3 separate regions of the Homo sapiens genome follow, and all the other regions are linked to region 1. The links are chromatin contacts, found by Hi-C or POLR2A ChIA-PET in ENCODE. All regions are on one chromosome and are shown on one strand. The core of a region is the stretch at or near the end of the contact, and the rest is flanking DNA. Distances in the headings are between cores, read along the strand shown.

The links. A loop is a pair of places that touch in the nucleus more often than their neighbours do. ChIA-PET counts read pairs that join two places held with the same protein, here RNA polymerase II (POLR2A). Pooled maps may share reads with other maps.
Region 2: a pooled map shows a loop between it and region 1 (4-fold over the local background). The contact joins the enhancer-like site here to the promoter of PRDM15 in region 1. A Hi-C loop is called at or near these places in 5 of 50 pooled maps. POLR2A ChIA-PET finds 5 or more read pairs at or near these places in 5 of 52 experiments (A673, H1, HepG2 and 2 more).
Region 3: a map of naive thymus-derived CD4-positive, alpha-beta T cell shows a loop between it and region 1 (3-fold over the local background). The contact joins the promoter of RIPK4 here to the promoter of PRDM15 in region 1. A Hi-C loop is called at or near these places in 2 of 168 maps with a recorded cell type or tissue (ascending aorta and naive thymus-derived CD4-positive, alpha-beta T cell), 1 of 37 single-sample maps with no recorded cell type and 6 of 50 pooled maps. POLR2A ChIA-PET finds 5 or more read pairs at or near these places in 5 of 52 experiments (Caco-2, MCF 10A, OCI-LY7 and 2 more).

What each region holds. Positions count from the first base shown.
Region 1 is chr21:41,877,443-41,881,440 of GRCh38, reverse strand. It overlaps PRDM15 (PR/SET domain 15), which reads left to right and starts at 2,097. Exons shown (of 24, transcript NM_001040424.3): 1 at 2,097-2,171. RefSeq lists a silencer at 1,974-2,023 and enhancers at 2,174-2,223, 3,224-3,273.
Region 2 is chr21:41,972,726-41,976,417 of GRCh38, reverse strand. No RefSeq gene overlaps it. Among named protein-coding and RNA genes, the nearest start is that of C2CD2, 21 kb to the right of the region's middle. Within about 2 kb of position 1,862, at least 4 of the 41 ENCODE cell types and tissues checked have a DNase peak (open chromatin) inside an H3K27ac peak, as active enhancers do.
Region 3 is chr21:41,764,931-41,768,664 of GRCh38, reverse strand. RIPK4 (receptor interacting serine/threonine kinase 4) reads left to right here and starts at 1,613. Exons shown (of 8, transcript NM_020639.3): 1 at 1,613-1,805. The coding sequence starts at 1,624. LOC102724800 (a long non-coding RNA gene) reads right to left here and starts at 1,498. Exons shown (of 5, transcript XR_937745.3): 1 at 1,431-1,498; 2 at 648-806; 3 at 1-51.

The DNA.
Region 1 (3,998 bases), core at 848-3,347:
AATGAAAATTTGACACTTTAAGATAAAACTTTTTTTTTTCTTTTAACATTTTGGAGATGAATCTGCCTTAAGAGGTATTATTTCTAGATTGTTCTGAAGGATTATAGTGGACACATTGACAATCCTCTTGAAGACGAGATATGACGATTATTGTGTAAGTGAATTCCAGCCGTGGGCTGTATGTAGTAATAGGAGAAATGGCCTGGGGGAGGTTGAAGTCTTTGGTTTACTTTCAGTTATTCGCACTTGCTGTGGACCTGTCACTTTTTTAGTGTAAACAACCTTTTATTCACATATGCCGAGGACTGTTTCATGTCCTGAGGCCCACAGAACCAGTCATCTGGCCATTTTGGAACTGTGAGTGATGTCACTGGAGGTGCGTGTATAGAGGGAATGTCCATTAGCTGTAGTGGTGGTGGTGGGAGTGGGGTTGGGCGGAGACCTGAATACAGAGAAGGTTGTGGAAAACCTGGGAAGTGTTTGAAGATAGAGTACAGAAGGCCTTGGGAACAGGCTTCAGGGACAGGAGGCTGGAGGGAGGCATGAAGTCGCAGGTGGGGACAAGCAGGGAGACAGTGGACGCCGGGGATGCTCCAGAAAGGTCTGGGGGGCCATGGGATGGCCTACTATAGTGCAACATGGAAGCCACTGTAGAATGCTGGGCCAGGCAGAGAAACCAGCCTTCACAGATCAACACTTGCCTAATCTGTCTCCGGCTGCCCGGCGTTGCAGCCTATGGATGTGCCCAGGTGCATCCAACACTTCCCATGGGATGGCACGTAGTATGTAAGCAAATGTGATGATCACATATGCCATTCATACAAGCGAGTCCGTCTCTGGCACCATTCCTGCATGTGGGTCAAAGGCTATGTGCATTTAGAATTTTTATGGATATCCACAAATATCTGAATGGAAACTACGCTAATTTATTCTCCTACCCGTAAAGGAGCTTGTTTCTCTAGTTTCTTCAAAATTATGCTATTAAAACTTTTTTTTGTTTGTTTTTGTTTGAGACAGGGTCTCACTCTGTTGCCCAGGCTGGAGTGCAGTGACACGATCACAGCTCACTGCAGCCTCAAACTGTGGGACTCAAGTGACCCTCCTGCCTCAGCCTCCTGAGTAGCTGAGACTACGGGCACGTGCCACCGAGCCCAGCTAAGTTTTTTAGAGACAAGGTCTGGCTATGTTGCCCAGGTTGTATTAAACGTTTTAAAAAATCTTTGCTAATCTAATAAAAATGATCCCACTGCGACTTTTTTTCTCTTATTGCAGCGTAGTTGAATAGCTTCTCATATGCTTAAGAACCATTGAATTTCCTACGAACTGTCCATCCACACACTTTGCTCATTTTTCTATATACATATATATTTTTATTGGTTCACAAGAGTTTCACGTACATGAGGGAAACGAGCCCTTTTGTGGCATCAATTTAAAATCATTTTCCCCGGTTCATCACTTCTCTTTATGAATGTAGGTTTTTGCCAGGCAGCAATGAACAAGACAGTCGGCCTCTCTGAATATGGGCGGCCAGGACTAAGGTGAAAAGTCTGTCCCTTCTCCGTCTCACGTTTTGTGATGGCACACACACTTGGTGGAGGGGGTCAAGAGAGGCCACACAGGCCCCCGGGGAAGAATGGAGAGCCAGGTCCGCGGCTGGCCCGGTGCTCACCGGTAGCGTGGCGGAGCCCGCCAGGCCAGACTCCCCTCGCGGGCACAGAGCTCGTGTCCCAGGGCCCCGCCGGCCAAATCCAGAGGTCACCGTGAGTGGGGGCAAGTCCCAGGCCTGTTCTAGAGAAAAACTCGACCCACCCACCGCCACCACTCCCCAACTCCGCAAGAAACGCGTCCGAGGAGAGGTGGAGAGGGAGCTGCCCGCGCGCGTGGGCGGCAGGGCCGTGCCACGTGGGAGGGGGGCCGCGCGCGGAATTCCCTCCGGCCAGACCCGCCCCGCGCGCGCCCGCTGCCCCGTCCACGCCGCCCGCGCCCCGCAGTCCCACCCGCAGGACCCCCGGCCGCGCCAGGGTCTCGCCTGCGCCCCCCGCGCCCGCCCGCGGACTACAAGTCCCGCCATGCCCCGCCGCCGCCCCCCGGCTTCCGGTGCTGCGCAGTTTCCGGAGCGGATCGCAACCCGGAGTCCGGATCCGATCCCGCTCTGCACATTCCAAAGGCAGGTAAAGCTCCGGGCCCTGCGCCCGCCGCCCGCCCCGGCGTGCGCCCCGCCGGCCCCGGGCCGCACCCGCTGCCCCCGCGAGCCCCGGCGCGCCCTGGGCCCGCTGCCCCCCGCCCCCCGCGCCCGGCAGCCGCGCGCCGCCCCGGTCCAGCCGCCATGCCGACTGTTCTTTGTTACATTCGCCGGCTGCGGGCACCGTTGGCGATCGGAGTCAAAACCCGGCTGGATTTCCCGGAGCCGCTCCGGGATCGCCCTGCGCGCCGCCCGCCCGCCGGGTCCCGCCGCCGCGGGCGCTCCTGGCCGGGCTCCGCGCCCCCGTCCCCTGCCTCGCGCCCCCCGCCCGCCCGCGGCCAGGCCCAGCGCGGGGCCGCGGGGCTGCCGGGCCGCGCTCGCCCGTGGGCGCGGCGCAGGGTCTTCGCCGCCCCGGCCCGCGGCCCCGCGGCCCCCGCCGCCGGGCGGCGTCGTCGCCGAGGCCCCAGGGGATGTCGTTATCCCCCGCCCTCGGGTACAGCCCATGCGGGTCGCACGGGGGGGTCCCTGGACCCCCAACCCCGCGTTTAGAGAAGCTGAGTCCTGGTGATGGGGTCTCCCAGACCCCCTGCGCCTTATTTTCGTAAGCCTTTTGGTGGCAGAGAGAAGGTAGCGAGGTGGATGGACAGGTGACGCGTGCCTACCCGGGGTGGGTGGCCGTTCGGGGACGGGGCGTGCCCGGCCGCTCAGGTGAGGCCCGCCTCGCGTGGACAGGTGGGGACGGGGGCCACGCGCAGCGTCCTGCTAGAGGGGAGGTGTTCACGCAGGGGTTAGCCTTGAGAAAATAGAAATGAAAACTCATGGAAATAAACACTCCTATCTGGTGGTTAGAGTTATCACCCATTTACCTTTCTTAACCCCCTAATGTAGTGGATGGTTTTTTCCCCCACAAATGCTCAGAAATTGCCCCTCACCCCCAAGTCCCCAAAGGGAGTTTAAAACGGTAGAAACAAGTGTGTGATCAGAGACACGTGGACCTGTGTGTGTATTTAAAGCTACCAACACTCGTTTTAAAAAAACCACATTGGCTTAAGCCAGACTCAAGTGAATTTGGAGAACCTAGCTTGGTTCCTGAAGGGTGGTGACATGTGAAGGAGCCACTGGCTTTGTGATGTACCTTAAAAGGTAGCAGTGACAGTTCTCCTTGGAGAATGCAATGATGTCAACACTCGATAAGGGTGGTGATCCCACCCCGGTGCACACACCACTACCGTATTTTGTTTCAAGCTCGGACATTTTCACGTGTTCCACGTTTTCACTGCTTCACTCCTTCCCCAGATTTCCTGACATCGCTGCCTCACGGTGAACGATTAAGAAATAGTAGCTCTATAATTTAGACTTTCAAGAGCAAAAACACCATTTTTTTTATAGTTTGTTTTTCTTCTATCTGTGATTCATACTTTTTGCCGCAAAGTAGCCAGCAAAGAACAAGCTAAATGTTCCATTTTGGAAGCAGGCGGGACGGTTATTTCTCCAGAAGACAAATAAATAAATTTAAAAATCAACTGTAGTTGGAAGGCTGCTAGCTTGTCTTAGAATAATTATATTTGACAAAGAACTCTTTTCACTTAGGATGTGGCTCTCATATCATTTTCGATGTCATTATCTGTACAGAAGGCCAGGAAAGAACAGTCCTGCCATTTTGCAGATTGAAGGGAGATTTAAGGCAACTGTGTCTTCCACCCGTGCGCTCAAGAGGTTGGGATGGTGAGCGGTGACTTAAATGATTTTTCAGACTCCGTTCCTCATTTGCAAAGTGTGGATGGCCCTGCTCAGCTCCCCTCACAGTGCTGGTGTG
Region 2 (3,692 bases), core at 613-3,112, 95 kb before region 1:
AAAATACAAAGAATTAGCCAGGCATGGTGGCAGGCGCCTGTAATCCCAGCTACTCCGAGGCTGAGGCAGGAGAATGGCGTGAACCCGGGAAGCGGAGGTTGCAGTGAGCTGAGATCGTGGTACTGCACTCCAACCTGGGCGACAGAGTGAGACTCCGTCTCAGAAAAAAAAAAAAGAAAATAGAAAATAATAAAAATAATAATTTTTCAAAAATCAACAGGTGGAGGCCCAAGCACATGTTCCTAGCCGGGAGGTGGCCGAGAGCAGCAGGGCTTGGCAGGTGCTGCCCACACTGGCCTGAGAGAAGCAGAGGACAGGACCCTGGAGAGCGGCGGCTGGAGGAGTCCCAAGGGCAGCTGGGCCCCCATTGCCTCAGGAGGGCCCTGCAGGGCTCCAGGATGATGGAGACTTGTCCAAGATCCTAGGACCAGCTGGAGACGACCAGGACTATCCAGTGCCCAGCACGCAGCACATGTGTCTCCTCAGGGTCAGGAGCTTGGGGACAGCCGTCCTTGGAGCTCAGGGCTTCCATCCTCTATTCTGACTTTGCTCATAATCTCCTCACTAAAGACAGCGGTGCACAAGGTAAAATCAGTCTGCAGGGACCAGAGTGGGGCAGAGACTAGAGAACCGGGATGCCTTCAGATGCTGCTAGGGCCAGGCCTTTGGGCCCAGGTGGACCTGCATGAAATGCTGCCAGAGCTTGCAGGTGTGGCGAACTTTCCCACCACACACCCGACCTTCATCTAGAAGTCAGGTGAGTAGCGGAAAAGCATCCCCCAACCCCACGTCTCCTTGGGACAGGGGCTCTAATCACCCATCTCCTGGCCTCCAGTGACCCCAGGCTACCCTGCTCCTAGGAGGAGTTCTGGAAGAATATTTGATGGGCATGGTTAGGAATCTGCTGCCTGCAGAAAGCCCGTCGGCCCCATCAGCCCTGCCAGTGCTTGGGTGCCTAGATCTACCCGATTCACAACCCAACTTGACCAGGAGATCTCAGGCTGCATCCTCAACTTACCTTCACAGGACAAATCGTGACAGTTTGCTCCCTGGGTACTCATTACTTCACTCAGCTTATTCAACTTATCCAATATCTAACATCTCCAGCACCCAAGTGAGGAAGATGGGTGCTATTTACTGGGGCCCCATGCAGGGACCTTAATATAAGTTGCAAATGAAAGGGGAAAACATAAATATCCCAACTGTCTACAAGATGACTCCAGAAATTTCAGTCTGGTAATGTTGACAGTGATCTCTAAGAACATTCTAGACCTAATCATTAAGCAGATGGTTTGTAAAGATTTGGAAAACAGTGAAGACTCAAGGGAAGCAAGGATTCACTAAAATCACTCCCGGTGAACGTCTCTGGTTTCCTATCTCCATGGACACCTTAGATGGGGCAGCCCCAGGCAGAGCCCATCGCCCCCTCCCCTTTTCCCCCCACCCTGCATTTCCATGAAGCTTGTCACCCCTCACCCATGGATGAGACCTGGCAGCGTCTTCTGGCTCCTCCCCCTGCCTTACCCTCCCCAGTTCCCAGCAGGTGCTTTGAGTCCCTCCTCTCCTCTCTCATCGAAGACCCTTTCCCTTACAGAACTCTGCTGCCCTGCCCCAAGCCCGGTCAAAAGCATCTTCTGCAAAGTGCCCTAGGACAGGACTTCCCAAATTTTAATGTGCATTCAAAACCCTGGGCTCTTACGAAACTGCAGGGTTTGGTTCCACAGGTCCAGGGCGGGGCCTGACACTCTGCATTTCCAACACGCTCCCAGGTGGTGTGGAAGCTGCTGTCCTGGCCCACACACTGGAATAGCGAGGCTGTAGAGGACACACAAACTTGATGGCAGTTCTTCCTCGCTTGATCCCAGGGTGGGAGTTCCTCATCCCCTCTGAGGAAAACTGAATTCTCTCCAAGGTCACTTTGCACTTTGGCCAGGAAATGCCTTCAGTTCCAAACTCATCTCAACCAGGTCCAATCAAACACGCTGGATATCCGGGCAGATCTACCAGAAGAATAGGGCCCAGTCTCCATGGAGCCCGGCCTCCTCACATTTCCTGGCCTTTGAACTCACTGCTCCTGCGCTCTAGAGTGTCCCTCCCTCCCCCACTTCCTCTTCAAGACCCAGTTCAGCCTTCCCCTGACCTGCCCCAGGGGACCGGGCTGGCTTTCTTCTGTGCCACAGGCTCTGGGAAATGCCTCGTGGCCCTCACCACGTGGGTTGAGATGGTTCCTGGGTGCCTGGCTCCATCTCCCTACACTGTGAGCTCCCTGTGGCTGCCTTAGCTACCTTCCTCAAATAACAAGAGCTTGTGGCCTAGTGGTGAGTTCTGGGAAGTGATTCCAGGAACAGGTCCGGGCTGGGAGGAGGAAAACAGGGAAGAAGGGAACCCACACTGGATTACTAGGCTGTGGGCAGCTGGGATTCGCTGCCTCCTGCTGGGGACCCTGGAGACCCACAGAGAAGCCTCTGAGAAGGAAGATACAAGTGGCAAGTGTTTGTCCTTTGTCCTCCATCTCTTGTCACTCACTGGTCAAGGTTGGCCCCAGGGAATTAATGTTTCATCATTTCAAGATCTACCTGTCCCCCAGAATGGTGACGCCAGTCCCACGCAGGGGCAGTAGGGAAACCCGAGGCAAGAAGCAGGACATACGTGGGGCTGCGTAGGCACAGGGCTGCCAGGCCCCACCTGTGCACTGCCGGCTGCCAGAGCAGGGCTGAGGCAGAAAGGTAGGTCAGGAGGACACGAGGTGGGGCCTAAAGCCTCCAACAAGAGGCAAGGATTGCAGCTCTTCTCAGGTGTGGCCCAGAACGGACTGCACCTGCGCCCCGTGGCTGCTGGCTGCACTCCAAGGAATGCCAAATGAACGAAGGAATGAATGCATGAGCAAAAACCAACAGCCTCCTGTTCTTTGTGGATGCAGCTTCCAGACTGATAACCCAGGAAATGATCGTCGCTTTGCAAGCAGAGTCCTGATGCACTTGCGGGCGGATGAAGCCTCAGGCGGGAAGCGTTCAGCTCCGCACCTCCTGGCCCCCTAAAGACCCAGCCTCAAGAACAGGGCTGGGGACCACGTCCTTCTCAGCCAACTCTCTTCATCTTTCCCATGCCTCATCCAACGCCAGCGTCTGTTTCTTGACAAAGACTTTGAAATCATGCTGATGCTGATCAAAGTTGATCAAAGTGGACAGATAAAATAAAAGCTGGAAGACTATCAAGTATCTCGTGGGCAAGGCCTAAGTTAAAAAGAAAAAATAACTTAGTGGAGAAGAGGCTCTACTTCCAGAAAAGACTCTGCACAACGGCTTTACATGCAGCCTGGGAAGTTAGGGTCGGCCGGCTGAGACCCTGGGGTCCATCTGACCCTCAGCGTGTTCGGGCATGTGAAACACCTTCCCAGGTGCGTGAGAAACAACGTCTTGGCAGAGATGCAAGGGGCAGGCTGGCCTGGGGAACACGCTTGAACTGGGATGAGAAAGAGTAGGAATGCAGTAGGCCGGGAGTGACCAGATGCCCGTGACAAGCACAGAAAGGAGAGCAAACATGGACCAAAAGCAAAAGACGGAAATGTGAATACGCCAAATGAAAAACAAAATTAAACGTTGCTTTCTCGCATGTTTGATTTCGAAGAGCATTGTTGTGGCACTGTCTCCTAACCCCCGGCCCAATCCCACCATCTCCCTCTCCCAGGGCGA
Region 3 (3,734 bases), core at 364-2,863, 110 kb after region 1:
GCGTGGTGTGGGCTCTTAGTCACCCCCAGCTGCGGAGCTGTGTGCCGGAGACTGTAGATGGAGAAAGGTACTTTGCTAGAGCTGAGCCCCGGGAACAGGACAGGTGACTCACTTTCAAGTCCATTCATTTTTTTCCCACCAAAATAATAACTATGTTTACTTCCAAGGTATCTTCGTAGATTCAAAACTCCAATTATTTTTTAAAACATTAGTCCAAATGTAAGTTACATTTGTGACAAGCTTAAAACAACTATTTGCCACTCCAGCCTTAAGGAGACCAACTTTAATTTCCGGAGTATGTGGGAAAGGAAGTGGCTCCCTGGTCCCCCCAGGAGGCCCCCCGAGCAAGCATCGTCATGTTGGGATGTGTGAGTTCCCTCCAAAGAGCGGCCGGATGGGAGTGGGGAGGCAGTGGGGAGACGCGGCTCCCCGCTACAGGCTATGAAAGAAGGTCCGCGCCCGTTTGGAAGGGGGAGCCTGGAGACACTAGGTCTGCGGCTTTCAATGCGCTGACTTGGGGCAGCCTCTCTCTTTCCGAGTTACTAACACAAAAACACAGTTAATGTCGTTAAAATACCCTCTCCTTTAGCTCCGCCCTCCTGTCTTCATTATTAATCTCCTGTGGCCAAAAATAAGCCTTCACTCACCGTTGCGTCTCAGGAATGAGTGAGTGTTTTCTGAGGTGTGGACGCGTGCGTGATCTGTGATGCACTTCGGCCTCTAACCCAAATATCCTTCCAAGGCTGGGAATTTTTTTTCCCCATATGTGAAAAAAAAATCTTTCCTTTTCAAACCATCTGTTCTACCTGTAAAAAGAGGCTGTTATTTAGGAAAGGATGAGGGAACTCTTGCATTTGAAATGGACTTTAGATTTGCTGTTGGGTAATTTTTTAAAAAAAGTTACTTTCTGAGAGGAAACTCGTGTAAAAAAGCAAGACGTGAACCTGCAGGGAATTAGACTAACGAGTGAAGAAAGCCAATTTCAAAAAATTAGGCGCTGTATGATTCCTGTATCTAAACATAACATTTCTGAAATAAAACAATTTTAGAAATAGAGGAAAGATTAGTGATGCCAGGGCTCCGGGGTGCGGCTGTAAAATCGCCACAGGAGTGGCCAGGTGGGGGTGGATACGGGAAGGTACACAGATGATTACATTGTGTAAAACTAATACATGCAAAGGAAGACGAGTAAAACGGCAAAACTGAATAAGATCGGTGACTGTATCAAAGTCAATATCCTGGTTGTGAGATTGGACTTTTTTTTTTGGCAAAGTTTTGCAAAGTGGTAACACTGGGGGAAACTAGGCAAAGTGAATGATTTCTTACAACTGCATGTGACTCCGCAATTAAGGAAAAAAAAAAAGCAAAGAAAAGCAGGGCAGCTGATGCGCACGTCGAGACCCGTGAGAAGCGTGAGAAGCTCTGCTCACCCAGGGGAGAGCGCAGTGACCCGCAGCGTCTATTCATCCGTCCGCAGTCACCGGGCGCTGGCAGAGAGGGCGCCCGGGGGGCGGGTAAGTGGGCGGGGCCTGGGGGCGGGACGACCTACGGAAGTGACGTAACAGGGCGGAGCGCGCACCTGGGCACCTGGGCAGCCGCCGCGGCGCTGGCTAGACGTGCGCGATGGAGGGCGACGGCGGGACCCCATGGGCCCTGGCGCTGCTGCGCACCTTCGACGCGGGCGAGTTCACGGGCTGGGAGAAGGTGGGCTCGGGCGGCTTCGGGCAGGTGTACAAGGTGCGCCATGTCCACTGGAAGACCTGGCTGGCCATCAAGTGCTCGCCCAGCCTGCACGTCGACGACAGGTGAGCGGCCCGGGCGGGGCGCTGGGGCGGCTGGGGCCCGGGCTGGGGTCGGGGTCGGGGTGCTCTGGTCCCGGGGTCCTGCCTCTCTCTCCCGAACTCACCCCCGGAGCAGCTTCGGGGGGGAAACCAATTGCCGGCGAGGCCGCGGGGCTCCGACAATGTCCACTCGGCCTGTCCGGGCCGGAGGGGCGCGGGGGCTTTGGCGAGCCCGGGCTCGATCGCGCACGTCGGGGCCGGGTCAGGCGGCTCCTCTGGGGCTCCTCTGGGGCTCCTCGGGGGCCGCGTCTGCCCGGACGTCCTAAGGCGCCCAGTCGTGCTTCCTGACACTCCCCGAGTGGCCCTGGTTTTCGGGGTCTCCAGCTCGCCTTGCGCCTCGGACCCGCGCCCTTGGGAGGCGCGTCCGGCCCGCCCGGGACCCACCGGGGCGCTGCGGTCTGCGCAGGGCTTAGAAAAATTGCCATGTGGGCCTCTGGGCTTTGTGAGTGGAGTTAGCCTCCGTTCGACTTACTTAGTAATTTACGTTGGAACACAAATTGGTGTAAGACTGTAATTATTTCGGTCGGAAGCTTCGGCTTGGCTCGGGCGAGGCTTCCCGGGCGCCCGGCGCTTGCGCGGTGGAGCTCCGGGGCTCGGGCCTGGCAGTGGGGTCCGGCACGGGGCCCGGGGTGTTGATCCGTCCGCCCAGCGCTTCCTCGCCGCACACTCTCGTTTTAGCTGACTTAATTTCGAGACCGACCCGCTAGGGAAGGGCCTTGCATTCAAGTTCTGTGGCCGTGCCATGGGGCCCTCCTGCACCCCAGTTTCCCAGTCCAAAAGTCAGAATGGAACCTGCCTGTACCTACCTAGCAGGAGTGTTCAAGGTAACAAAGACGAATGGGAAGGACGCAGAGCCGCCCGTGTTAAATTCGGTGGGTCGGTTGTCGTCTGTGCATAATTTGAGAGGTAGGGAGAATGTTCTTGAACAGTACCTCTTTGTTGTTGTAGATTTCACTGTTTACAGTTGATTTTGATGGTTCATATGTAAGGCTCAATTTAGCACGTTTTAATTATTTATCCTTTAATGAAGCTTACCTTCTACATGGAAGCTATGCTTGTATTTTACCTAGAGATTCCTTGAACACATACACTCAGAAGCGACACCTTTTTAAAATACCATTTAGCCTTTGCTGCCTGGCAGACCTGGTTTCGAATGCTCGGCTGATTGAGTGATGGGGCCGCTAAGCCCCAGCTTTTCTGCAGAATCGTTGTGATGCCTGTGTCTGGGGTGGCAGTGCGTGCTGCAGCCCCATACCGTGACTGTGACGCCTCTGTGGATGAGAGGCCTGTCCTCTCCCTTTGCATTTTCGTCCTTGGCTAGGAGACTACACAGCAGAGATAGTGGTGGCTTTTTGCCGTAACCCTCAAATCCAGTGTTTCTTGGAAACACCAGTAGAGTGGTGACGAGTGTCATCAAATCACCACTAGTTCAAAGGTGAGATGCTGGCCCAGGCTGTGCACTTTTTCTCCCCTGCCTCAGATTCTGGGAACTTCTCAGGCCAGGAGGGGTGCTGTGGTTATTTTGATGAAATCCAAACCACTTTGAATACCAGCCAGTGGTTAGGTTCTGAAAGGGAACCCTCTCCATAGGGGCATTCGTTTTATCTCTTGGGGATGTGTGTGAGCTTTAATCATCAGTGAAAATTTTCACACCACTTTCTTATATTGGAAGAGCAAAGTAAACAAGCACCTACCTGGACTGACTCACCAGCTCACATCCTTAGGATCTTCTGTTATTTCTAGCGACCAGTCCCTTATTTCTTGGGTGGCCTGGTTGGAGGGAGGCTTTCTCCACTTAAGGTGGATCACTTAGGATATTGCATAGCTTGGTTGAAAAGTGTTTTGTACTTTAACTGGAAGCCTTTCCTACCCTGCCCAAAGCAGACAGGTGGT